7 separate regions of the Homo sapiens genome follow, and all the other regions are linked to region 5. A link is a loop called in an ENCODE intact Hi-C map of the cell type or tissue named here. Cell type or tissue: endothelial cell of umbilical vein. All regions are shown on one strand.

Evidence for each region. Peaks named below come from ENCODE experiments on the same cell type or tissue, not always from the same donor. Only the 100,000 strongest peaks of a DNase experiment are listed, where the experiment ranks them.
Region 1: a loop joins it to region 5, with 10 times the contacts of the local background. A loop is called at or near these places in 35 of 110 quality-filtered maps.
Region 2: a loop joins it to region 5, with 4 times the contacts of the local background. A loop is called at or near these places in 102 of 110 quality-filtered maps.
Region 3: it touches region 5 in a loop (9-fold over the local background); 103 of 110 quality-filtered maps call a loop at or near these places.
Region 4: it touches region 5 in a loop (7-fold over the local background); 17 of 110 quality-filtered maps call a loop at or near these places.
Region 6: a loop joins it to region 5, with 12 times the contacts of the local background. A loop is called at or near these places in 86 of 110 quality-filtered maps.
Region 7: a loop joins it to region 5, with 4 times the contacts of the local background. A loop is called at or near these places in 12 of 110 quality-filtered maps.

What each region holds. Positions count from the first base shown.
Region 1 is chr17:68,909,801-68,913,800 of GRCh38, reverse strand. The region is part of intron 17 of ABCA8 (ATP binding cassette subfamily A member 8); the gene reads left to right. Among named protein-coding and RNA genes, the nearest start is that of ABCA8, 44 kb to the left of the region's middle. In endothelial cell of umbilical vein, a CTCF peak has its summit at 1,922 (motif pointing right); no DNase peak of the experiment used is centred here.
Region 2 is chr17:69,245,242-69,249,241 of GRCh38, reverse strand. ABCA5 (ATP binding cassette subfamily A member 5) reads left to right here. Exons shown (of 39, transcript NM_172232.4): 38 at 925-980; 39 at 1,598-4,000. The coding sequence ends at 1,705. Among named protein-coding and RNA genes, the nearest start is that of PRO1804, 12 kb to the right of the region's middle. In endothelial cell of umbilical vein, a CTCF peak has its summit at 2,230 (motif pointing right); a DNase peak (open chromatin) is centred at 2,251.
Region 3 is chr17:69,233,551-69,237,550 of GRCh38, reverse strand. It overlaps PRO1804 (a long non-coding RNA gene), which reads left to right and starts at 2,539. Exons shown (of 1, transcript NR_130736.1): 1 at 2,539-4,000. It also overlaps a transcript of ABCA10 not described here. In endothelial cell of umbilical vein, a CTCF peak has its summit at 1,903 (motif pointing right); a DNase peak (open chromatin) is centred at 1,930; H3K27ac peaks cover 227 bases.
Region 4 is chr17:69,046,144-69,050,143 of GRCh38, reverse strand. It overlaps ABCA9 (ATP binding cassette subfamily A member 9), which reads left to right. Exons shown (of 39, transcript NM_080283.4): 3 at 654-861. Among named protein-coding and RNA genes, the nearest start is that of ABCA9, 13 kb to the left of the region's middle. In endothelial cell of umbilical vein, no CTCF peak of the experiment used is centred here; a DNase peak (open chromatin) is centred at 2,483; H3K27ac peaks cover 3,034 bases.
Region 5 is chr17:68,775,156-68,779,155 of GRCh38, reverse strand. No RefSeq gene overlaps it. Among named protein-coding and RNA genes, the nearest start is that of LINC01482, 150 kb to the right of the region's middle. In endothelial cell of umbilical vein, a CTCF peak has its summit at 1,591 (motif pointing left); DNase peaks (open chromatin) are centred at 1,555 and 3,575; H3K27ac peaks cover 1,538 bases.
Region 6 is chr17:68,969,835-68,973,834 of GRCh38, reverse strand. No RefSeq gene overlaps it. Among named protein-coding and RNA genes, the nearest start is that of ABCA8, 16 kb to the right of the region's middle. In endothelial cell of umbilical vein, a CTCF peak has its summit at 1,516 (motif pointing right); a DNase peak (open chromatin) is centred at 1,504.
Region 7 is chr17:69,392,759-69,396,758 of GRCh38, reverse strand. No RefSeq gene overlaps it. Among named protein-coding and RNA genes, the nearest start is that of MAP2K6, 20 kb to the left of the region's middle. In endothelial cell of umbilical vein, a CTCF peak has its summit at 1,861 (motif pointing right); a DNase peak (open chromatin) is centred at 1,848.

The sequences.
Region 1 (4,000 bases), 130 kb before region 5:
TTAGTTATTCTTTAAGTATTTGGTAGAATTCAGCAGTGAATTCTCTGCTGAAAGACTTTTTATTATGGCTTTAATCTTGTTGGTTGTTATTGGTATGTTCAGGTTTTGGATTTCTTCACGGTTCAATCTTGGTAGATTGTACGTGTCTAGGAATTTGTCCATTTCTTCTAGGTTTTCTAATTTATTGACATACAGTTGCTCATAGTAGCCACTAAATATCATTTGAATTTCTGCAGTATCAGTTGTTATTTCTCCTATTTATCTCTGATTTTATTTATTTTTGTCTTTCTCTTTTTTTTCTTTTTTTTAGTCTGGCTAAAAGTTTGTCCATTTTGTTTAACTTTTCAAATTTTTCAACTTTTTGTATTGTTTATTTCATTTCAATTTTATTTATTTCTGCTCTGATGTTTATTATTTCTTTTATTCTACGACTTTTGGTTTTGGTTTGCTCTTGCTTCTCTAGTTTTTAAGAAGTGTCGTTAGGTTGTTTGTTTGAAGTTTTTCTCTTTTTGATGTAAGCACTTATTGCTATAAATTCTCCATTTAGTAATGCTTCCACCGTATTCCATAGGTTTTGGCATGTTGTGTTTCCATTTTCATTTGTTTCAATAAATTTTTCAATTTCCTTCTTAATTTCTTCCTTGACACACTGGTCATTCTAACACATATTATTTAATTTCCATGTGTTTGTATAGTTTCCAAAGTTCCTCTTGTATTGATTTCTAGTTTTATTCTATTGTGGTCAGAGAAGCTATTTGGTATAATTTCAATTTGAAAAAAAAATTTAAGTCTTGTTTTGTGGCTAGCATATCGTGTATCCTTGAGAATGATCCATGTGCTGAGGAGACGACTGTGTATTCTGCAGCCATTGCATAAAATGTTCTATAAATATTTATTGGGTCCATTTGATCTATAGTGCACATTAAGTCCAATGTTTTTGATTTTCTGTCTGGATCATCTGTCCAGTGCTGAAAGTAGTGTGTTGAAGTCTCCAGCTATTATTATTGTATTGGGTCTCTCTCTCTCTCTCTGTCTTTAGCCTTAATAACATTTGCATTACATATCTGGGTGCTCCAGTGTTGGGTGCATATATATTTACAATTGTTATATCTTCTTGCTGAATTGACCCTTTTATCATTATATAGTGACATTCTTTTTCTCTTTCTATGGTTTTTGTCTTGGAATTCATTTTGTCTAATATAAAGATATCTATTTCTGCTCTTTTCTGTTTTCTATTTGCATGGAATGTTCTCTGTTATTATCCCTTGAATAAACTTTCTATCTTTATCTCTTTCTTTATCTCCTCCTTAAGGCCAATGACTCTTATACTTGTCCTTTGGAGGCTCTTTTTTAGATCTTGTAGGCATGCTTCATTCTTTTTCAATTCTTTTGTGTTTTGTCTCTTCTGAGTATTTTCAAATAGCCTGTCTTCAAGCTCATTGATTCTTCTGCTTGAGAGACTTTGATACATTCTTCAGTATGTCAGTTGATATTTTAGCTCCAGAATTTCCGCTTGATTTTTAAACATTATTTCAATCTCTTTGTTAAATTTATCTGATAAGATTCTGAGTCCCTTCTCTGTGTTATCTTAAATTTATTTGAACTTCCTCAAAACAACTATTTTGAATTATCTGTCTGAAAAGTCACATATCTTTGTCACTCTGGTATTGGTCCCTGGTACCTTATTTAGTCATTTGGTGAGGTCATGTTTTTTTGGATAGTCTTGATGCTTGTGGATGTTCATCAGTGTCTGGGCATTGAGGAGTTAGGTATTTAATGTAGTCTTCACAGTCTGGGCTTGTTTGTACCCATCCTTCTTGGGAAGGCTTTCCAAGTATTCAAAGGGAATAGAATGTTATGGTCTAAGTCTTTGGTCACTGCAGCTGTATCAGCACTAGGGGGCACCCTCAAATCCAGTAACATGGTGATTCTTGCAGACTCTTCGACGTACCACTTTGGTGCTCTTGGAGAATACTTTGGATTACCAGGCAGAGATGCTTGTTCCCTTCCCTTATCTTTCTCCAAATGGAGTGTGTGTGTGTGTGTGTGTGTGTGTGTGTGTGTGTATTGAGCTGTCTGGAGCTGGCAGAGGGGTGACACAAGCACCCCTGTGGCCACCACCACTAGGATTATGCTGGGTCAGATCTAAAGCCAATACAGCACTGGGTCTTTCCCAAGACCCGCAGCGACCACTGCCTGGCTACCGCCAATGTTCACTCTAAGCCCAAGGGCTCTTCAGGCAGCAGGTGGCAAATACAGCCAGGCCTGTGTCCTTCCCTTTATGGTGGCAAGCTTCCCACTGGCCCAGGGTGGGTCCAGAAATGCCTTCTGGGAGGAAGGACCTGGAGTCAGAAATCTTAGGAATCTACATGGCACTGTATTCTGCTGCAGCTGAGCTGACACCCAAACCAGAAGACAAAGTCTTCCCACTCTTCCCTCTCCTCAAGGAGAAGGAGTCTCTCCCCCTAGTCACCACTGCCCCAGGCCTGCAGCGAGTACTGCCTGGCTACCACTGATGTTCACTCAAGGCCCAAGGGACTTCAGGCAGCTTGTAGTACATGCTGCCAGGCCTGGGTAGCAGCTCCCTTCAGGGCAATGGGCTCCCCTCTGGCCTGGGGCAAGTCCAGATCCAGGAGCCAAGGCCTAGAATCCAGGACCCCAGGAGTCCGCTTGGTGCTCTCTACTCCACTGTAGCTAAGCTGGTACCTAAGCTGCAAGACAAAGTCCCCTTTACTCTTCCCTCTCTTTTCCTCAGGCAGAAAGTCTCTCCCCACAGCCATCACAGCTGGGAATGTGCTAGGTCAAACCTGAAGCCAGCAGAGCACTGGGCCTCACCCAAGGCCTGTGGCAAGTACTGCCTGGCTACTCCTGGTGTTTATTCAAGGCCCAAAAGTTCTTTAGTCAGGAGGTGATGAATTCTGCCAGAACTGGGTCTTTTTCTTCAAGGCAGCAGGTGCCCTTCTGGCCTAGGGTATGTCTAAAAATGTCATCTGGGAGCAAGGGCCTGGAATGGGGTCCTCAGAACTCTGCCTGGTGTCCTATTCTGCTGTGGCTGAGCTTGTATGCAAGTTGGAAAACAAAATCCTATTTACTCCTCTCTCCTCTCCTCAACAGAAGGAGGGAGTCTCTCCTGGAACAGCGAGCTGCACTGTCTGGTGTTGGGGGAGGGGGTGAAACAGGCACTCCCTTGGCTGCTCCAGCTGGTGTCTCTCGAGGTCTTTTGCACCCCAAGTCCATTGGCTTTGAGCCCAGAACAGCATCAGGACTTGCCCAGGAATTTCAGTCCCTGTGGTCCTACGTTTATTTAGATCCCCAGAGCACTTTAGTCCATGGTAGTGGGATGAATGCTTCCCCTCTGGCTAAGGCTGGTCTAAATGCTCCCTCTGTGGGCAGTGGCCGAATTCTGCCCTACGTTGCTTGTCACTGTGACAGGCAACACTGAGTTCCAATGCAAAGTCCCACAATGACTGTCCTCTCCCTCCCCCAAGCATACAACATTCTCTCTCTGTGCCACACAGCTGCTGCCAAGGATGGGAAGTTGTGTCAGCAATTCAAGACTGTCTTTCCTATCCTCTCCAGTGCTTCTTTCCTTATATGATGTTAAAACCACTATCATTGCTCACCTGATTTTTTTGTTCTTATGAAGGTGCTTCCTTGTGTGGACAGTTGTTCAATTTGGTGTTCCTGGGGGATGGGAAGATTTCTGGAGGGTTCTATCTGGCCACCTTGCTCTACCTCCCCTCCTAAATCTTCTATTGTTTAAAATAGAAGTGTTGTTACTTTTATTTTACAGATGAAATTACAGACTCCCTAGATTAAGAAGTGCTGGAATCAGAAATTGAACCTGAATATTTTTAAATTCTAAATCTAGTAGTCAAATCCATATTTTAAACTACTGTTTTTGTTACATGATTGGTCGTTTTTGTAAATTTATACCATCTATACTTAAGAAAGAAAACAAACCTATCATGACAACAATACAAAGAAAATAGGATGACAG
Region 2 (4,000 bases), 470 kb before region 5:
GTATAAGGTTTATTATTAATAATTTTCAAAATAACTACAGGATTTTTATGATTGTTCTTTATGTGATTACTGAATACAAAAAGATTTCCTGATACTGTATATATTCTTGTTGCAGCTATGGATTAATGGGTTTACTTTTGCCAAGAACACTAATTAATTATTTTTTGGTCTGTAATATATGGCCTGCATGATGTTCATTGTTTATTCATGTTTATTGGCCGGCATGGTGGTTCACACCTATAATCTCAGCACTTTGGGAGGCTGAGGCGGGAGGATCCCTTAAGCCCATGGTTCAAGACCAGCCTGAGCAACATAGTGAGACTCTGTTTTTACAAAATATTTTTTAAAATTACCCGGGTATAGTGGCATGTGCCTGTAGTCCCAGCTAACTCAGGAGGCTGAGGTGGGAAGATTGTTTGAGCCTGGGAGGTCGAGGCTGCAGTGAACCATGATTGTATACTTGCTGTGTTGCCCAGGCCACTGTATACCAGCCTGGGCAACAGAGCAAGACCTTGTCTTAAAAACAAAACAAAACAAAACAAAAGGTTTATGGAGATAGGACCAATATCCAGAATCTAGTTCAAGAAGCCAGAATAGGCTACAGTGGAGTTGGAGAATGGGAGATAAGAGAGCAGGGATCAAAAGAAGACATGAAAAGAATCACCAGGAAAAAGATAATGGAGGAGAACTTAGAAAAAGTGAAATAAGACAAGTAACATTCAACATACAGTACTTAGGGCTATAGAGGAATTATAGGTGTGGGGAAGAGAAAGGAAGTAAGCGGGAAAAATAACATGTTTTGGCAGCTTCAAATTTAAGTGGGTTGATTACAGAGATATTTTAAAACATTGTTAGCCACTTTGGTAGGTATTGCCATTTTTTTCAGATATTGATAAGTAAAATACTATTTTTATATTTTAATAGCTAAACATGCTTTTGCCATTGAAGAATATAGCTTTTCTCAAGCAACATTGGAACAGGTACTATAAAGTTAAATTTTTAAAAATTATTTTATAGAAGAAAGTATCTGATATCGATTGTTTTGGTTTATATTAGAGAGGGAGAGATATCGTAAACCAGTGACAAATTGGTACAGAATGATCTTAAACTTGGTATAATTTTAATCAACCTTAGGTTCTTCACTTACTAATTTTTTAAATTTTATTTTTTAAATTGATATTATTTTAAATTGACAAATCACACTGTTTATTGGGTACAGTGATGTTTTGATACATGTGTGCAATATGGAATGCTTAAATCAAGCTAACTTTCATTTGCTGATTTTGAATATCTGTTTTTTTCATTTTGTAAAGAAAGTGAGTCATGATGGTGGTGTTTCACATTAGTGTATTTGAAATTACATTGTTTAAGTAGTTATGAATTATTTTTTAAAAAACATATCTATTAATCTAAAATAGTATTCATCTTTGCATGTAACTTTTGAAAATAATCTGTTTGAATAATGTTAATGTTAATAAATCTCTTGATACTTGTTGATATAACTAGATATAGCCTTGTACCATTTCTGATTTAGTTAAAAGTTCTTTGAGGTACTTGAGATACAGCATACTGTATTCATTTATTTCTTTTCACCTAGGTTTTTGTAGAACTCACTAAAGAACAAGAGGAGGAAGATAATAGTTGTGGAACTTTAAACAGCACACTTTGGTGGGAACGAACACAAGAAGATAGAGTAGTATTTTGAATTTGTATTGTTCGGTCTGCTTACTGGGACTTCTTTCTTTTTCACTTAATTTTAACTTTGGTTTAAAAAGTTTTTTATTGGAATGGTAACTGGAGAACCAAGAACGCACTTGAAATTTTTCTAAGCTCCTTAATTGAAATGCTGTGGTTGTGTGTTTTGCTTTTCTTTAAATAAAACGTATGTATAATTAAGTGAAGCTGCATGTTTGTATTGAAGTATATTGAACTATATAGTTTGTATGTCATCTTTTTCACCATTCAGAAACAGTGCTTCTGAATTTGTGATTTAAAGGAATTGTAATAGAATAGTTTTATTTTTAAGTTATCTTTAAGTTTATGCCATCTTCTTAAATAAGTACGTAATGTTCCAATCTAAATAAAAAACTAATTCATAACTAATGCATAGAAAAGATACATAAAGCAATGTGAAAGTTTCTTGCTTCTCCTTTTTAATTTCTAAAAAAGCCACTTTGAATGGAAGTTGTCATCCGTAAAAGCTGAAGTGTAAGCACTAGGAAATCTCAATATAGAGATTTGAGGAAAGTTATATCCACTAGGTGGCAGTCATTGATCATAATAAGTGAAATGAGCCCTTGTTCTAGTACATGATTTTAGGCTTAGGTAATTAGGTATGTGAAATTACATTTCTTTAATTTAAAGTAAAATTCAGAAGGTTTTAGTTATTATAATTAAAGGAAGACTGTGTGTAGAATCTTACGTAATAGTCTGATTCTTTGACTCTGTGGCTAGAATGACAGTTATCTATGGAGGTGGTAGAATTAAGCCATACCTTTTCCTTCATCACTCTTGGAACATATAAATTTTTTGTCATCTTCCTTGCAAAGGGCACATTTAATTTTGTTCTTGAATAAAATATTTTATTGGGTATTTGTTTTTATTGGTAAACTTTAGTGAATCTCTTCTATAAAATTGTAAGTAGATCAGTGTGTAGATTTATTTAGTAACTTACCTCATTGACTTTGGAACATGGTAGGATATGAATAAACTCTTTCAAGGGTTAAATTAAGAATTGTAAGTGCAGTGCGCCTATTTCTTTTTAATAAGAACCAGAATTTCATTTTTGATAGAGTTAAAGGCATGGCTAATATTTTCTTAGAAATACTTCCTTGTACAACCCATGTATTGGCTCAAGGTATAAAATAGTGTAAATAATGCTAGTTGACATTACATTTCAACCAAATGAAAGTATTAACTTCATAAAACAAATATATTGAGAGTGTGATTATTGTATTAGACAACAACAACAGCAATGACAGAAGGATTTGGTACTGAATTACTTTAAATAAGCAAAACCTTTCAGTGGCATTATTCATTCTTTAATGTAGGCAAAATTTAATGAACTTTTAGCTTTATTGTGTAATAAGACATCTGTGATTTTAGGCTCTAGCAGTGGATTTAAAAGTGTTCTTTCTCGGTACAAAGTACGTGGCTGATATTTTCCCCCATTGCTGGGGGCAGTTGCTATACACTTTCCTAAAGTATATATAATGTTCACATAAATACCCAGGGACCTCTTTTTTGGGATGTGCTTTTGTAATTATGTGTAACCTTGAATACTTAAGTTTAGTAAAAGCAACAAAATTATATCTATAGTTTACTAAGGCAGTCACGAAAAAGCATAGTTTTTTTTAGAACCTGACCATCCTAAGAAAGTTATGTCATCTGAAGATAGAGCATGACTAATGAAGAAAATTACCTGCTTTTGCACGTAGATTTGGTAACTTTCACTTTACATTTGTGAATGTGTAATTGGTGCAAAGTAAATTTTTTTTCCTGCAAAGTGAAAGTTGAGTAGTCACAATCATGTTATTTATTTTGTTCATTTAGTTACTTTGCTTTTAATGTATATGAATACATGCTCTTGTAAACAATTTTAAAAGACATTCAAATTTTTTTTTAGTTTTTATATACTCAGAATATATTTTGGTTGTTAAATTAAATTATGTTCCCTTTTTCACAGTAACAAAATCTGACTCAGGAGAAATATAACTTAATTCTTAGGAAAACAAGGGTAAGTGAGCTGGAAAGCAAAGGAGGCAAAAAGTGAAATATATTTATTTACAGTGTACAGTTCATGTTTATGAACATACTAATTTTAAAATGTCTTAAATTACTGATCTCAAAACTTTTTTCTATGTCAGTACAGATAAATAAATAAATATACATATTAGGCAAAAGCAACATCACCAACCTTATATTTCCCATTCATGGTCAAATTTTCAAAGGAAAGTAAAAGCTGAGCTTTACTGAGTGAGTGTTTACTGACTAATAAGGC
Region 3 (4,000 bases), 460 kb before region 5:
CCCTTAAAGACCTAAAGATGCAAGTGGGAGGGGGATGGTCTTTATAATATTTCCGTGTTAAATATACTAATCTTGGTCCTGCAAAAATCCAGTTCTAGAGGAGGATATTAGTCTAGAGCAAATTCAGCCAACTGTTGGCTTCAGTTGAGTAGATTAACCAGATGTGCTATCTTTGCCAGAGCTGATTAAGAAGAGCTTCTGTCATGTGGTATACAGCCACTGATTTGGCAAATGGCCCATTTTCCATTCCAATCAGAAACATTTTGCATTGATCTGGAATGTACAAAAGTATACATTTTGCTCTGCCCTAAGGCTACGTTTAGGGTTTTCTTTCTCTCTGCCAATAAATTCCAAAAGAGACCTGGATCAGCTGGTCATTTCATAGAACGTAAGACTTGTCGACTCCATTGATGACATCATGAATTAAATGAGTAAGAAGTGGCTAGTATATTGGAAGCCTTGGTTAGACATTGTGCTACAGAAGGAGTATATCAAAATCCCATGCCATTAATATTTGACCAGAAAATAATAACTTTTGCCATTTCCTCTTCACTATCCAAAATATACTGGATTTCTCCTTAGGAAACTTATTTTGCACTGAAGTGATTTGCTATTGTTTAATACAGGGTATCTTAACCTTGGTACTATTGACATTTTGGGCTGGATAATTTTTCGTTGTGAGAGACTGTCCTGTGTGTTACAGGGTATTTGTAACATTCTTAGCCTCTTCCCACCAGATGCCAGTAGCACACTCTCCCAAGACCAAAAATGTCTCCACACTTTGCCAAATATTTCCTGAGGGAGGGTTGGGGTGGGGGTAGGGGGAGGAAGACAAAATTACTCCCATTTGAAAATACTGATTTAATGCATTGATTTGGGTTGAAAATTGATTCATTTATCCAAAGGCGTCAGTGGAAAAGTTTGTTTTAATTATTTTCTGTAGTTTTTCCATACACAAGTAATGTTTCATACTCAGTGCTGAAAGGAGGTAGATTCTTGATTCTGGTTCACTCAGATTGAGGTAGTAGGGAGAAAATTTCGATTCTAATCTTGTAATAAATACATTCTATCAGTTTCATAGACTCTGTCTGCAGACTTATTCTCAAGGTCTTTGTGCATATTTGAATGCATGTCTTCTTTCAGTGCTGTTTTCAGTTAATCTTAGGTTGTCTTTGAATATTATGTGAACTATCTTCTTACATGTGAAGTTACTTATTTGCTATTCTTAAGTCATTTCTCAATGGGGTTCCCAATTTGGGACTACTCACTTTGGGCAGGGGGGATTTACAAGCCTGCATTATAAATATTAGAAGTAGGTGCCCTGGATAAAAATAAACTGTTTATAAAGACAGTGTGGCCGATCCACAAGTTTGAATAGCTTTGCTTACATTTTGAAGTTCAAAGAAAGAATCTTTTCAAAAAATCCTACTACTATTTGACTTGGCCATATATATATAGGTATTGTAAGATGCAAACCCAGGATCTTATCTTTGTCCTCATGGTTATTCCCATGCAGCTGAGGATACAAAACCTATACAGCAGACAACTGAGACAAAAGTTGAGAACTGAATTGTATAGAAAGCCACTGGAAGTTTTCTTTTGCCTAGTTAAAGCTCAAAAGAATTTACAATGTACAATTTAAATTCAGAGTTGTAACTGTGCTGGGGGACAATGAATTTTACACTGAAATGTGACAGTGTCAAGATTATTTAAAAGTATTGCATCTCTAACTTTAAAATTAAGGTTTTGTTTTTGTTTTTTTTGTTTTCTTTTTTTTAAATCTCAGTAACCATGAGAGATACAGTTTCTAATCCTGCCAGGTGGAAGCAGCACAATGCAAGGTGTGGGTGGGTGCCTAGTAGAAATGGGACAGAAAAAGAGTGAAACTCTGACCACCAGATGGCAGCAGAGGCTTGTGCCAAAGGGATACCTTTCTGGTCCCAGAAAGGGGTGGGGTAAGGCCGCTTGAGTAGTGGCAGTGACAGCAAGGCAGTCTAAGAAGCCAGAACTGAATGAACTAAGAAGCCAGAGCAGAACTCTTCTGAGCCAGAGTCACCCAAGTGCTAGTTCATTTGAGAAATGGTGAGGCAGTAATAGAGTTCAAGAGGTTAGAACAAAGTAAGAGGGGTGAGCCAGAGGATACTCCTAGCCATTCAACAAACTTAAAGAAGGCAGAACAGCTAGAGGTTGAAAAGGACAGGAATGGTTCTTAGATAGGACAGGACAAGAACCTGAAGTTAGATTGTAATCACCGGTTATAAATCCCTCCTTTGGTCTCTTTGAGGAGCCACAAAATAGGAAACGTTTCAGGCACTCTCCAAATGGCACAGAATCTAGTTATCTCTAATATTGAAAGTAAATTTTATTGATAACTGGGATAACTTGGAGGGAGATGGGCAGAGATGGTTAAAGGAAACCTCCAGAAATGGTGTTGTTTATCGTCTTTTTAAATAAAGATGTAACCATAGTCTCAAATCTAATTTTTTACTTCTCATTTCTTTTGCTTCAAAAGGGAAAACCAGTGATAGTCACATCCTTCAGAAAAATTAGTTAATTTTTTTCCTTAAACAAATCATTACTTAAGAATTTAATTGATAATTCCCACTGGGAGAAAGCATCAAGATGAGCAAAAAACAAGTGGCATTTTATTTGGAATATTTAAGAAGTAAAACAATTCCAATTGTTAGAAGAGACTTGACGTATAAGAACTAAGCATTAAAAATGGTAATTAAGATTAATTGAAGGTTTACTCTGTGAACGCCATTGTTTCATTGCTCTATGCAAATTTTGTAGAGCAAAAAATTCATTGACCAGCAGCATCAAAATTAACTGGGGAGAGTGATGCCAGCAAGATGACATAATAGAAGGTAACCCACTCATTACCCGCCACCCCCCATAACAACAATAATTCTGCACCACCACAGACCAAAGTCTCTGTGCAGGAGCCTCAGGATTCAGGTATAAGATTGTGAAACCCCAGTGGATCCCAAGACCTAGAGGTTGTTTTGAGAGTGCAGACTAGCACCCTAGTGGCTGATCTGCTGATTTTGCTTCTGGGTTCAAGCCTGGAAATGGTTCCATTCCCCAAGGAGCTTGGCTAAAAACTCATTTGGTCTTGAGCCTACAACCAAAACCATCTGCCAAGGAGTCCAGAAAGAATCATGTACACTAGTGCCTCAACAGAGAGCCTCCTCTGACTGCTGACAATGAATCTGAAAGTTGCCCTGTGACTTGACTTCAGCCCTTCTCTGCTAAAGTCCCAGCTCAGAACTGCTCACACAAGGACCTAGAGTGAGACTCGCCCATGTCTTGCATCCTGGGAGTCTGAACTTCCATGTTGTGCTCTCCAGCCTCTGTCCCATAATAGATCCTGAGGGAAGCCAGCCTCAGTTCTGACCCCTCTGCAGTCAGGGAACTAGCCCATCTGTGCAGAGACTTGCTGGGAGATGCACACTCATCTGAGCCAATAAGATAGGCTTGCCAGCTGCCTTCTGCAGGAGATCCAAGGGTCCCCAGTCTCAGCCCTGGCCTCACCTGCTACAATCAATGAACTACCTCACCTGTCCAGGGACTGTAGGAGATGGACATCCATCTTAGCTACCAGAACAGTCTTCTGGGTTTAGGTTTCTGGCCAGATTTTTCATACAACCTGGGTACCCTTCTTTGGTCTTCCCCAGGTCTATCTGGGCTAGAAAGCTGCATAAATCTCAGAGCTCTCCCAAGACTCATAGCAAACCTGGGCTTAGCATGCCCTTTAATGCTCTAATGCTGAGACAGCTGTACTGGTCTTGGGCTCAGGGAAGACAACAGTCAGTCTCCTTAGAGTCTGTGGAAGATCTCCTGAAGAAGAATGGATATAAACAAAGCCAGATTGGGGAAACTAGAATAAATGCCTAATCCGTCAATGTGCAGACATTGTCACACATCCACAAGCATCAAGAACATTTAGGAAAATATGACCTTACCAACTGGACAAAATGAGGCACCAGGGACTGGCCCT
Region 4 (4,000 bases), 270 kb before region 5:
GAAACAGATATAGACCAACACACATAGCTAAAAAAGGATCATATGATGAAGATGACATATAACTCTTTTAAAAAGGACTTATGTGTAGTATCATAACTAAATAATTAACTAGGTTCTTATCACTGGGTTTCAATTGCATTGTGCTGTATTTCCAATTCCCGAATGTGGTCACGATGACCACATTCAAAAAAACTTTGTTTTTTTATGAGCAACATTTTGGGACTATCTTCTTCCACATACCAGCAACAGAAGGTAAAAATATGATATGATCTTGCTCCTGTTGATGGAAGCTAGTTACCTATTCCACATCACCTACTATTTATTTATCACTGTCACTAAAATTTTAACATGACTAAACTGTTGGGCCATTCATAAAGTAATACAGGCTTTATCACTTGCACTAGAGTGTGGTAAACTTAGATTCTCAATTATAACTGGAATTGATGTTACAATTCTGTCTTGGTAGACAATGTGCATATTTTAATATATGCAGATTAATGGACAAAGAAAATCAGGATATTTAAAAACTAGGAGAAAGAATAAATGGAATGCAAGCCAAATAACAGAATTAAGTATTTCAAACTGTTTGTGGATGATTGATCTGTGGTATAACATCTACCAGTTTGTTTCCTTTTTCTCTTATTGCTATATAGGAATGGCTCTTTTCATTTCTTCTGGTACTGTTTCTGTACCTATTTTTCTCCAATTTACATCAAGTTCATGACACTCCTCAAATGTCTTCAATGGATCTGGGACGTGTAGATAGTTTTAATGATACTAATTATGTTATTGCATTTGCACCTGAATCCAAAACTACCCAAGAGATAATGAACAAAGTGGCTTCAGCCCCATTCCTAAAAGGTATGTTCCCTGGTTGTTCATAGTAATTTCCTTATTTGCAAAAGGCACAAATTCATTTTGAGATTTCCTTCATAAATTATGTTGAATGTTCAAGTTTCTAGAGTTTATTAACAACATTAACGTATATTCCTTCCAAGTCTCAAAATTTTTTGTAGTTTGTTCACTAGTGTCCCATTTAGGAAATTCCATATTAAAAGGGTTATCTTCATAATTGTACATATCAAAATGAGATAGTCCAGGGTTATTTAAATGTATGTTTGTGAAAAGATTCTGGAAACATTGGACTGTAGTGACAGCATGATTTTTCAAATACATACATATTAAGAGAGAAACTATACATCATTTTGAAAACCCATGGGCAATATTTACAATGAAAAGAGGTGACATGTTTCCTTGTACCACAAAGTATATATGTGGGTGGGACACAAAGCTCTAAAAGCCACAAGATTGGCGTGGTTTTTCCTGTGGGTGTAGGAAGAGAACAAAGAGAAACAATAAGGTATCTGATGGTCCTGAAGAAACTTCTTTAAGAGTTCATAATTACCCACCAGAAAGCAGAGAGGGCCAATTTGAGAATCGCAACTGAAACCATATTCAGAAATTTTATTACTAGTATAGTTTTGGAATGCTATTGAAGCTGTTAAATGTGTAAAGTGTGATAGACCAAATAAGTAAGTATGGAATAGTCTCATTCTCTCACCCATGTGTCCTTAAAACTTGGGAGTCACACTATGGAAGAGAAGGTCTAGGGCAGGACATTTACAAGGTGAAGAACCTTGTCATTCCAGATAGCTTAGAGACTAGCCATCAAGACCTGATCGGTTATGCCAAAAGAACTCAGCAGCCAATGTGGCGTAAGTCCATGCTTTCGTCAAGTTATTAAATGAAAAATATAACTAACCGTTTTACCGTTAGAGGATGATACAGGTTGAGCACCCCTAATTCTAAAACCCAAAATCAGAAATGCTCCAAAATCTGAAGCCTTTTGAGCCTGACATGATGCATAAGTGGAATATTCCACACCTGACCTCATGATAGGTTTGACTCTGTGTCCACACCCAAATCTCATCTTGAATTGTAATCCCCACATGTGGAGGAAGGGACCTGTAATCTCCATGTTTTGAGGGAGGGAAGTGATTGGATCATGGGAGCAATTTCCCCCATGCTGTTCTCATGATAGTGAGTTCTCACAAGATCTAATGATTTTATAAGGGGTTTTCCCCCCTTTGCTTCCTGTCTCTCCTGCCACATTGTGAAGGTGCCTGCTTCCCCATCTGCCATGATTGTAAGTGTCCTGAGGTCTCCCCACGTTGCAGGAATCAGGAGACCAGAAAGACCATATGGGTGGAACAGGAGGATTTTATTTAGGTGGCCACTGGCCCAGCAGATTAATATCCAGAGGCTGAGCCACGAACAAAGACAGGGCTTGACTTTTATTCATGCAACTGAAGTGGGGTGGCTAGCCAGTGGCGTGAAATTTGCAGGATGGGGAAAGTGAGAACAGAACAAAGGCAGTTAATCAAACTGTGACAGGTTTTGCAACTTAGGCATGTCTTGTGACCTTTGCCATCCTGCACAAATGGGAAAACAGGAACTTACAAAATCCTTGCAAACTTGCAGAAATAGTTACAAAAGTAATTATAAGAGCAGAACAAAGAATGATAGCATGGGGAGAGAATTTCAGGCAGAGACTGATAAGAACTTGTTTTTCTCCTCCCTGCTCTTGGAATCCATTTCTCTGGGGCCCCTGCCTGGCCTTGCAGATAATGTTATCATAGCTCCAGCTGCACTTTGGAGTGAGTCAGCCTGGTCAGGGAAGGACTTGTTTTCTCTTTACTTGTTTTTCTTATATTTCCTGCTTCACCCAGCCATGCAGAACTGTGAGCCAATTAAACCTCTTTCCTTTATAAATCACCCAGTCTTGGCTATGTCTTTATAGCAGTGTGCAAACAGACCAATACACCTCATGTGATCGGTCACAGTGAAAAAGCAGTAAAAACTTTGTTTTATGCACAAAATCATTTAAAATATTGTATAGGCTGAGTGTGCTGTAATTCCAGCACTTTGGGAGGCTGAGGTGGGCGGATCATCTTAGGTCAGGAGTTCTAACCTGGCCAACATGGTGACACCCCATCTCTACTAAAAATACAAAAATTAGCTGGGTGTGGTGGCATGTGCCTGTAATCTCAGCTACTTGGGAGTCTGAGGCAGGAGAATCACTTGCACTCAGGAGGTGAAGGTTGCAGTGAGCCGAGATCGTGCCACTGCACTCCAGCCTCAGTGACAGAGTGAAAGTCCATCTCAAAAACACAAACCAACAAACAACAATTATATATATATATATAAAATTTTCTATATATATAAAATTTTATATATATATATATATATATATATATATATATATATAGTATAAAATCGCCTTCAGGCAATGTGTATAAAGTGTATGTGAAACATAAATGAATTTCACATTTAGACTTGGGTTGCATCCTCAAGATTTCTTATTATGTGTATGAAAATATTATAAAATCCAAAAAGAAATTGAAACCCAAAATACTTCTTGTCTTGAGTGTGTGATAAGAGATACTCAGCCTATTGTGATGAGTTCTTATTATGGAAAATAGCAAATAAAGAGAAAATACAAGCACATATCCCACGTGAACTATTGCACAACCAAATAGATAATAGAAAATATTATTTTATAAATGTTTTATATTAGTAGATGAAAAAGAAATGATAGAAATAAAACATCACCATTTTGAAACTCCCATTGAATTAATGGACCTAGGCACTGAGGGTCAACAGCTGGAATATCTCAAAAAGAGAAACAACTAGAAATTATAAGCCTCTCATAAAACAACACATCAACACCTATCGGCTGGCAAAAAAGGATTAGACCTGAGTCTGGTTAAGCCTCTGGATCTAGCTGCTGGATTGTAGGAAATACCGAGGACAAAAGAACTTGCTGAATTGCACCAGGAGGGTGCGCTTATATGGGTTAAATGGCCTGGGTTAGATCAGTAACAGTCAGCCATTTACACTACATATTTTAGAATAAACAAAGTCTCTTAAGGAAACACTATCTAAATGCAACAGTTTTATTCTGTCTTTGGAAATTTGGCTACATTGACATCACTTCCAA
Region 5 (4,000 bases):
CATTGGTTTCCTCATTGTGAAAAAGAAATAACAAATGTGTACAATAGGGTAATATGCAGAGACATGGGCATTCGGGTCCAGGAGCCTTTCCTAATTACAAAAATTAGCCAAGCATGGTGGTACGCATCTATAGTCTCAGCTACTTGGGAGGCTGAGGTGGGAGGATTGCTTGAGCCCAGGAGGTCGAGGCTGCAGGGAGCTGTGTTTGTGCCAGTGAACTGTAGCCTGGGTGACAGAGCAAGACCCTGTCTCCAAAAAACAAACAAACAAACAAACAAACAAAAACAAAAAAAAGTCATGTCTTTTAGGAGGGCAGTTGGAAAGCTGAGTCTGTTTAGCCTAAAAAAAAGGGAATTAACATTAAGACACGATCATAGCATTCAAACATTTGAAGAGATGTCATGTGGAGGAAGGAACAGACCTCAGACAGAGGAACTGAAGAGCACAGGATAGATCCTGGTGTCCTGAAAGACAGATGTGTCTAATGACATTCAAATAAAAATGCTCAGGTGGCAGGTGAGAGAATTGGATCCCTGCCAGGCCATCGACACACACTTCAGTAGACTCAAGAACACTGTGGTTCAGCGTATGAACTCTGGGTCAGCCAAACATGGCTCAAAACAAGCCCCCTGTTACCACTACCACTGCTTTTGAGCTGTGTTTCCTTAGACAATAATCATTGTCCTTAACCTTTGTTACTTAATCTTTCTAAGCACCACCTTCCTCAGCTGCAAATGGGAGATAAAGACAGCACCTGTCTCAGGTGCTCGTCGTAGGATTCAATAAGATAAGGCATGTAATCTGTTTCACTCATTGTTTGGCACATGAAGCCCCAGGTAAATAATCATTAAATGAATATTCCTTTAATGAATGGATTTCATAAAGAAAGTACCCAATAAGCATTATTAGCAATGATGTCAGTAGCACAACGAAAACAACAAACTCGCCATGCAGATATGAGGATGAAGTGAAAGACGGGTGAATGTACTATTGACCCCACCGAGGTTTGCAAATAGGTGGTGTTTCTCTTATCAGTCAGAGAGATAACAAGATCAACTTCTGCACCGGGTAAAGTTTGGACCAAATGTCCTCAAAAATCATCTCCAATTCTTAAATTCCGTGAAAATCAGAAGTGTCTAATAGTCCAATTGTAGAAGTCAGGAAGTTTCTATTCCCTCAGGACAGCAAGAAAGGTCATGGAGCTGCAATCATAAAGCTGTTTGTTTCCAGAAAGGAAATGAAAAGTCCTTCTCCCAGTCCCTATCCCAACTTGTTATTTACAACAACATAAAAGTGCTTTGTTTTTGTACCTTTCTCTGAAAGAACGTGGCCAATCGTCTCTAAAATTCTCAGAGTGTACATATGAGATTTCTTTTGCTTGTTTATTTTTTTCCCAAGCCCTCCCAAAGAAATGCCCCCAAGGACTGCAAGAATCTTCAGGATATGAATTATAGTCTTTTACAATATTTGGTCTTCTTCCAGTTCTACTTGGAATCTTTGACCTGAATGTGAAAAACACAGAGCCCTTGTTTCCACTGAGATGCAGAAAAGGGTTTTCAGATTGTGCCACCTTCTGGCCAAATTTGGAAACCAAAGTGACAGATTTCCTTCATGCCTTCCCAGCAGTGATTCTGCCCCACCAGGGAAGTGGGGCAGGAAATGTCTGCCTGCTGGGCCTCCCCGGAGGTATCATCTTGAACTAATTCAAATTAAACCATGGGACAGCTTCAAAAGCTCATTGCTTATGTATTTAGAAGCACATGTTTGTACTAAAGAGCAATTACTCATGGTGCTCTGATGTAGGTTCAACCTCTGGAGTGGGAAATCAAATCGGGAACTTTCTCAAACGCTTTTAGCTGCCAACCTTAGCAGATGTGTAAATCAGTTGTTGTTCAGTTGCCTGAAACACTCACAGCTACTTTTGTAACTCTAATAAAGAGAGATTAAGAAAGAGAGAACAAAGATCCAGGATCTGAAATCCCTGTCTACTTATGATGACTGAAGATTGATACAGGATTCGTGCAAAGGAGCCACTCTAGAGAAACCCCTTCATCTATAAAACTCATCCGAGTTTTGGGCCCAGACCCCTATGCAGAACTCTTTCTATGAATGAGACACCAGGATGCCTCTCGTGCCTCTGCTTTACGCACAAAAAAAAAACAGAAAATGGAATGATCTCCTTGATGTGTTTTCCCTAGAACCCACATCTTAACCTAAGCCAATATCTGTGGGAAAGAAGAGGCAAGGAAAGACTAACCCAGGTTATAGAGTCCCATAATTAACAAAGTTTCAAAAGAACCTAGATTAAATCATCCATTCCAGGCCTTCCCAGGGTGAAATAGAGAAGAAAGAACGCAGGTTTACCCAGGAGGGAAACAGCCCCATATCTACCTAGTAGTGAAGCTTCATGGAAGATCAAAACCTTAGGAGGCAGAGAATGCCAGACTCTGAGCCCCACAGTATCAAAGCAATGATGAAACCTAAGTATGTCTCATCAGCAGGTTCAGTTCAGCTCTGCGGCCCTGGCAGGCCCTGAAACCTCCTTCTCTAAACAGTGCCTCTCTTAACAAGAGCAGGGGAGAGAGGGATGCTTGAACATACTTTATTCTTCCTGGAGCTGGCGTATTTCACCAGAACAAAATTCATCAGCATTTTTTTAATCTGAAAGAGCTTGGGTTTATAACACACACTTACAACTAATATCCAAAAGTTTGCCTTCCAGGTGGTTGAAATATCACTATGCTGGTGGTCTATTCTAGACATAGATAGCTGACATAAAACACACACTTCCAAATATGCCTAAGATTTTTTTGAGAAAAATATTTTCAAAAACTATTAACCATTTCAAAAAAACAGGGAAATGTCTTGTGAATTGGCTATTCTCTATGAAACACATCAATACAGACGGTTTTTAAAGGAACATGATCTGAAAACACATAGGCTTAAATATGTACCTGATTTGTTATGAGGTGGATCCTTGGACTTTGTCTATTACTTAACACATTTTTTCATTAAAACCTTAATTTGTAGGCTTTTTGGGGACTAGATGTCTAACAGGAGAAGTTGGTTTTAACGCACAGGTTGAAGTAACAGAGCACTTCCCAAAGTATGTTCTTTGGGACACTAGTCCCTCAAGATGTTTGGCAAAAAGGGCATCTGTACCCAAAATTTGGAGAAATGTTTCATGTTATATATGTCTTCTAGGAGATTCACAATGCACATGAGCTTATAAAGAATCTGAGAAATTTGGAAGTAAAGGAATAACAGATTAAATTTGCTTAACTTCAAAATGTTCAAACTTCATTGGCCAAGGAATACTTATATAGAGAAACATCTAATGAGATCTCAAGGAGCTGAACACATCACAGGAAATTCTGCTAATACAACAAGCAGATATATGAGGTTTTCATTCTTATTGATTATGACTTCCCAGAACCAGGAGAAACAGGCCTCAACACTGAGACCAATGCACAATTGCTCTACAACACCAAAAACAACTTTCTATGGCAGGAGAACAGAGAGGAGACTGAACTAATAGGTCCTTGAACTGCTGAGGGCCTTTATAGACCATTTTCCTAAGCCTTTGCCCATAAAAACTAAGTTCCAGGAAACAACAGCACAGCTTGTAGTTATGACAACAGGAATGAAAAATCAGCTTCTTCATAAATCATTTAGGAAGTGAATCAACCAAGCCATATTTGAAGAGCTGGATTCTAACACAAATCTTGTCTTCACCTAAATCTCATAGGATTATTCTTCCAGAAAGGGTTGGATTTCTATTTCTTCTCTGTAAAATCAGAAAACATGGATTGCAGTATCTTAGAAAAACTCCTCTGCCTTAAGAAGTTGTAATACTCATGAATCATAAAAAAGAAATCAATCATGTTTTCTTTTTTGCTGCCTTTCCTAGAACTTTAAACTTGCAAGGAACCTCTTTGTATATTCTCTATACTAGACGTAACTACTTTTTATTTCTGGGTTACTGGCATAGGACATTGTA
Region 6 (4,000 bases), 190 kb before region 5:
GGCAGAATTTCCAAAATGGCCCAGTAGAGATCTGCCTCCCTAATCTCTGGACCCTAAGAATATGACACAATATTGCTTCATTGTCTCTGTTATATTTCATGACACCTTTGACATTAGGAAAAGAAAGATTATCTGTGTGGGCCTGATCTAATCATCTGATGCCTTAAACGTAGAGAGCTTTCTTAGAATAGTGGCAGAAGGGGAAGTCATAGAGATTTGAAACATGAAGACTTGTTGCTCTGTGTCTGTTTTTGAAGATGGGAGGGTCATGGGGAAGGAAGGTGGGTGTCCTCTACTGTGGTAACTTAAAGAAAACAAACAAAAGAAAAAGAAAACCCTGAACTGCCACAGACCACTGTGAGGTATTAAGATATAGAGATTGTTGAGATTTAGGGGTTGGTTACAACAGATAGTCAGCATTACATCGACTAGTACAGTAGTTCATGCCAAGAAAACAATGAAAGCAAAAACCTAGGGTAAGAATCTCTCAAGCATGCAGGGCACTGATGCAATTGCAATTGAACTGTTCCATGCTTCCTATTGCCATTCCTTACCTGGTGCAGAACTCTGCAAGAGTGATCCTTCCTACTGTCTTCCCACGTGTTTATCTGTGTTGACTCTCTGGCTAGTGGATACTTCCTTCATTCTCAGTGTATTCACATTGCACCAACCTGAAAGTGTCTAGCCAAGCAATAGTAACTTGCCTATTACTAGTGCTAAAATAAATTATCTTCTTGTTTTGATTTACTGAGTTATATTCATGGAAATTGCAAAGCAAAAGAGTGGAAATCTTGTGCTAAAATCACTGTCTTGACCGGGTGCAGTGGCTCACACCTGTAATCCCAGCACTTTGGGAGGCTGAGGCGGGCGGATCACGAGGTCAAGAGATCGAGACCACCCTGTCTCCACTAAAAATACAAAAATTAGCTGGGTGTGGTGGCGCGCACCTGTAGTCCCAGCTACTTGGGAGACTGAGGCAGGAGAATCGCTTGAACCCAGGAGGCGGAGGTTGCAGTGAGCTGAGATCCCACCACTGCACTCCAGCCTGGCGACAGAGTGAGACTCCATCAAAAAGAAAAAAAAAGTCACTGTCTTGAAATGAAACTCTTATCATAAGTTGGTGGAAATATTTTAATGTCTCCTCCAAACCCCTCTTCGGACACAATCCAACCCAAGACACAATGCCTTTGGATGAGTTTATCCTTTAACTTAATATAAAAAAACTAGGAAGGAATATCTCCACTTAGATTAAAAGTTATATTGCATGAATGTTTGGAGTATTTGAAATAGAAGGTAAGAATAACTTATTTTGAAGCCTCAATAAATGAAAATATTACAAGGATTATAAAGAAATAATTTTAATGATACTTAGTTTATTCTTATATGAGATGTGAGTTTCTCAACAGTGGCACGATTGACATTTTGTATTGGAAACTTCTTTGTTGGAGTGGTGGTGGGGGAGGCTGTCCTGTGAATTGTAAAATATTTTGCAGCATCTCTGCTCTCTTATCCACCAGATGGCAGTACCACTCCCCAAGTGTGACAACCCAAAATATTTCCAGAAATTTCCAAAATCTCCCCTAATCCTCTAGATTTATATGTTATTTAAACCAACTGCTCGATAATTTTATCTTTAGTAAAAAAATGAGGAATTCAGAACAGTTGATCTCCTTTATTTAGAAATTTTGGGTTCTGTGCTTAGCACATTCGGCCAACCTGCAAAAATTGTCCTTTGAGAACAAATCTAGTAAATTAGCAATACAAATGTTCAGTAATTAATAGAAATATCTATAGACATTGGAATACATTTTGTTTGACGTTCACGTCCCTTTGAATATTTTCAAGACGGCACGGGCCTCAGTGATGTCACATAATAATCTGTAGATTATTTCTGTGAGGGAAAATAAAGACCTCAACAAACTGTAGTATATACTGAATCAGCAAAACTTCTGACAAAGCAAGTGTGGCAAAGACTGTTGAAAATAAAATGAAGTCTCTCTTTCTGGGGTGGCACCGTAAAAAGCCATTCCTTGGGTTGTCTTGACAGGAAAGGTTAATGCTGAAGTGGATGTGTTAGCTTACTGGGAAAAAAAGACCTTGACTCAGCACCGACTCCTCACATGAACCCTGGGAGTGCATTTAAACCAGCGCTACACAATAATCTTAGAATTCTTGGTGGAAAAGGACCTCGAAGGCCGGACACACACCTGTAATCCCAGCACTTTGAGAGGCTGAGGTGGGAGAATTGCTTAAGGCCAGGAACTTGAGACTAGCCTGGACAATATAGCAAGATCCCATCTCTACCAACACACACACACACACACACACACACACACACACACACACACACTCACACACAAACACCTTTTTAATTAGCTGAGCACAGTGGCATGAACATGTAGTTCCAGCTACTCGAGAGGCTGAGGTGGGAGGGTGGCTTGAGTTCAGGAGTTTGAGGCTGCAGGAAGCTATAATTGCACCACTGCACTCCAGCCTGGGCAATAGGTGAGACTCTGTCTTTTAAAAAATAAAAATAAAGGACCTCAGCGATCCTACTGTGATTTGCTTGTTTTACAAATGTAGAACCTGACAAATTTCATTACTTGCTCTTAGAGAATAGAGAGACGTTTATCTCAGGTCACAGTAAACTTTTGCAGACTTATTTTTGGGAAATGCACTATAGAATATAAACTCAGTTTTAATATCTCTTTACATATAATAAAATATAAGATTGTAACTAGAGGCTGGATAATGGCTTACAGTTCTTCCCTCACTAATAGATGCATAGTAAATCATAATGAGTTTGACCAGGAGAAGAGTCTCTTTTATGATTGGCTTAGTTTGAATTTTTACCCTTCCCTGTATAGGTTCATGCTTTCCTAGAACCACACTGCCCAGTCCTTCATTTAGGATCCTTAATGCTGAACAAATTTTAAGGTGGAGCCCATTGACTGACATGGTTGAGTTCAGGAAGCAATGAGCTGAAAATGGTGGAAAAGACTGTCCTATTAAAAAAAAAAAGGATGGAAAATTTAAGCAAAAATGTTTCTATCAGATAATGTGGATTTCATATTGTCCTTTTTATTATTTATCTTCTGCTAAACTCATGTGTTATTCTAACACTTTGAGTAGCTCCATTTGCTAAATATTTGGTTATTATCTCACTATTTTGAAACTCTGTCTTGTTAATTATGTCATTCATTTTAGATAATCAAAAGAGAACTTACAGTTTCAAGGCCCATCCATACTTTGACCTGCCTTCCAACCCTAACTAACTTCATCTCCTTTCTTTGTCACTTAAACTATATTTTCAAGGTCACATTTTGCCTTCCCCCAAACCCATCCTAAACTCCCAAACTCAAGTCTTGCAGTTTTCCACTTTTCCAGTCGGAGCTGAGCATTGCTGGAGAAAATCATTTATCATGCTTGCCGAATGCAATAGATAGAACAGTGTGTATATGTATTTAATTTGCATCTGTCAATATACTACAGGATTAATGTCCTTGGGGATTCAAGACACATGAAAATTGTATAGGTAATGTTGTTTTGGCTTAGAAAAAATAAACTCTACATTCTTAAAAAATGTCCCATGTTACATTTTTCTCAACTAGGATTCTGATTAAATTTTACTCCTATTATTCAAATTGAAAATCTTTCTCAACACCCTAGAGAGTAGGTATTCTACGTTGCTAATCAGAAGACTGATATTCTTAAAGCTCAGCTGAACATGTGTTAGGTTTATGAACACTAAGTAATAAAATAAAGGAACTATGACTTTAAAATATGTTTCCAAAGAAAGTCTAGACCACAGCAGGATTCTAGGCAGATACCTGGAGTTTCATGTGCTGCAGGCCAAACCAGCTATTCCCTCCTGCTCCCACTCCACTACCACAAACTAAGGAACAATCTTCTCAAAGACAGTAATTGGAATTGATTATGCACCTCCCACTAAAAAAGCAAGCAGGCCAGGTGCAGTGTCTCACAACTGTAATCCCAGCAC
Region 7 (4,000 bases), 620 kb before region 5:
CGGGACGCTGAGGCAGGAGAATTGCTTGAACCCGGGAGGAGGAGGTTACAGTGAGCCATTATTGTGCCACTGCACTCCAGCCCAGGGAACAGAACTAGATTCCATCTCAAAAAAGGAAAAAAAAATAGAAGATTAGATACGATGAGTATTCCTTAAAGTCAAGTGCTTTATTGAAACCAGTTTAGGCTGGAAAAAGTAGCAAATATCCAGATGACAGTATATCATATTAAATTACAAGCAACTATTTCATGTAAGTTAGTAGATATGGTCAGATATTAACAAAGAAAAATAAGAGTTTCAGTTTAAAGCATATTTGATCTTCTTATAATTTATACCTTGAACACCAAATTAATATACCAAAAAAGCAAAGTAATCAATTTCAGATTAAGGGAAAAAATTAGGTTCATTTCATGGGAAATTGTCCCTGCCTCATATCTCAGAGTAAATGAGCTTCTCTGTTATTTCAGCTCCAATTATGATCATCATTGTTTTCATTCGGCTGAACAGTTAGATGATGGTTAAGACTTAAGACGTTTCAGCTGATGGGATACTATTCATTGTGATTTAGGCTATAAATACCGTGAAGCATTATATACAATAAAAATTCAAGCGAATGTGAATTTGGAGCTCCGCTTTTCCATTTGAAGACTTTGGTAGAGATTTAGTAAAGTGTCAAATACCAAGAACATATGCTTGGAAGATTTTGTTTTCCTGTACTGTACTCCGTAGAAGCAGATAAATTGACACAATGCTGGCACTTGCTTCCATCACCCATTCTGGTTTCCATTATCTTCTTCAGTTGTCCATAGATGTAATTTGACTACACTATAGCTATATAGTTTGGCCATAGTTGTGAGGGGATCAAAGCACAAGCTCTGAAGCCACACTGCCTGGGTTGGACTCCCAGCTCCCAAATTGCTAGTTCTGTCATGTCAAGCTAAGCAAATCACTTTCTATGCCTCAGTTTCCCCACCTGCAAAAAGTTGATGACAATAGTACCTACCCTATGGCGTGGTTGAGAAGATTAAGTGAATTAATTACACTAAAAGCACTAAAAAGAGTGCCGGGTACAAAATAGTGCCTGGTGCATATGTACTTAAGAGCTATTAGCTATTGAGGTTTTGGCTATTATTATTGGTATTAAATTTCCACACATTGGCTTCTTTCTTGAGAACAAAGATATAGTATTTGATATGGAAGAAAATTAGGATGTAAGAACATGTGTCCTACCAAATGATAAAAGAAAATCTTTTCTTCTTTTTTTTTTTTTTTGAGATGGAGTCTCACTCTGCCGCCCAGGCTGGAGTGCAGTGACCCGATCTCGGCTCACTGCAACCTCCGCCTCCCAGGTTCCAGCGATTCTCCAGCCTCACCCTCCTGAGTACCTGGGATTGCAGGCGTGCACCACCACACACAGCTTAATTTTTGTAATTTTAGTAGAGACAGGGTTTCACCATCTTGGTCAGGCTGGTCTCAAACTGCTGACCTCAAGTGATCCGCCTGCCTTGGCCTCCCAAAGTGCTGGGATTACAGGCATGAGCCACCGCGCCTGGCAGATAAAAGAAAATATTTTAAGACCAGAGATAAGAAAGCTCTGAAATTAGAGAACTGTTAACACCAATGTGAGGAAATATTAATAGAAATGCTTAGTCTAATGAAAGGGGAAGGGAGAAGAATTTTTTTTTTATTGAGGGAAATCAAAACACTGTTGGATGCTTGTGAAGAGGAAATGGAGGCCATCTGGAGAAAACAATTCCATTCCACAGTGTGGAATGAATTTAAAGGACAGCTGAATAGCCTGGACATGCATTATATAGGCCCTCGGCCATATAATGTCGTAGATTAACAAAGTGAACAGCAGGGGGCGTAGTGGTGGTTAATGAGAGATGGTAAGAGTTGCTCAGCTTCAAGGATCGGTGTTTATACTGGCCAGGCGTGGTGGCTCACGCTTGTAATCCCAGCACTTTGGGAGACCGAGGCGAGAGGATCACCTGAGGTCAGGAGTTCAAGACCAGCCTGGCCAACATGCTGAAACCCCGTCTCTACAAAAATACAAAAATTAGCGGAGCATGATAGCAGGTGCCTGTAATCTCAGCTACCCAGGAGGCTGAGGCGGGAGAATCGATTGAACCCGGGAGACGGAGGTTGTAGTGAGCTGATACTGCACCACTGCACTCCAGCCCGGGCGACAGAGCAAGACTCCGTCTCAAAAAACTCTCTCTCTATATATATGTGTGTGTATATATATGTATATGTGTATATATATGTGTGTATATATACGTATATGTGTATATATATGTGTATATATATATGTGTGTGTGTATATATGTGTATATATATGTGTGTATATATGTGTGTATATATATTCACACACACATACACATATATGCGTGTATAGATAGATAGATAGATAGATAGATAGATAGATAGATACAGATATAGATGACATTATTTTGGTCTTTCCAACCATTTGAGTACATTAGGACCTTAAGATTCAACATTCTTCCATTTTATTTATTCTGGCTATGTATTTCTTACACCCATTAACTTTTTTTTTTCTTTTGAGACTGAGTTGCCCAGGCTAGAATGCAGTGGCATGATCTTGGCTCACTGCAACTTTCACCTCCCAGGTTCAAGCCATTCTCCTGCCTCAGCCTCCTGAGCAGCTGGGACTACAGGCGCCTGCCACCACAGCTGGCTAATTTTTGGTATTTTTAGTAGAGGCGGAGTTTTGCCATGTTGGCCAGGCTGGTCTTGAACTCCTGACCTCAAGTGATCTGCCTGCCTCAGCCTCCCAAAGTGCTGGGATTACAGGCATGAACCACCGTGCACTACCCCATTACCTTTTTATTAATTTTTTCCTTGTAACCATTACTAGTGGTTGCTGCCTTTTCACTAGTTAACTTGTTAATTAACCAATTGGTTCAATTAAAAAATTTATGTTAGGCATTGTATGTATTTATTTATTTTTTAGAGATAGGGGTCTTGCTATGTAGCCCTGGCTGGTCTCACACGACTAGGCTCAAGCAGTCCTCCAGCCTCAGCCTCCAGAGCGGCTGGAACTACAGGTGTGTGCCACTGCACCTAGCTGTTAGGCATATTTTTAAAATATGTTTTCCCTAGTGGCCTGGATACCTGATGAATAAATAACAGAGAGGTTTAGGCATGTATTAAGGATATTTTATTATTATTTAAAATGGAGAAATTCTTATTAAAGATTTATTCATTGAATATTTGTTTAAAATAATTGTTTATTATCTATCCAGAATGATCTGCATGGATTGTTTGGGATTAGAGGTAAGAAGAACCAGAAAACAAAGAAAAATTAGATAATTTTGTATTAGCTGAAATATTTACCTTCCATCATAATGAGTTAAAAAACATACATAGAAAATAACTCTTCTTCCTTTATCAATATTAAGAGAAATCCAGATGTGAAAGCTATCCTGTAAGAATCTGCAGGATTTCAAAAAGATATTCATAGACTTATATTGAAGCTTTAATATATTCAAAAAGACTTTAAAGCCCAACCTACAGGTAGCATGCTCTATTGCTTTCTTTCCATAATATTTTTATCATATTCTTGGGTTCTTATAGACTCTAAAGTTAAATTTTTGACTTGACTAAAAATGTTACATTTAACCCCTTTTAATTTAAATCTTTTAAGTTTAATCTAACTTTAACTTTTAAATAGTACATTTTTAAGAAATTTATGATCAGTGCTAGTTTTGAGTAGATCATAAGTGAAGAAAATTAATTTTTTTTTTTTGAGACGGAGTCTCGCACTGTCGCCCTGGCTGGTGTGTAGTCGCGTGATCTCGGCTCGCTGCAACCTCCGCCTCCCGGGTTCAAGCAATTCTCCTGCCTCAGCCTCTCAAGTAGCTGGGATTACAGGTGCTCACCACCACACCCGGCTAATTTTTTGTATTTTTAGTAGAGATGGGATTTCACTATGTTAGCCAGGCTGTTCTCAAACTCCTGACCTCATGATCCACCTTTC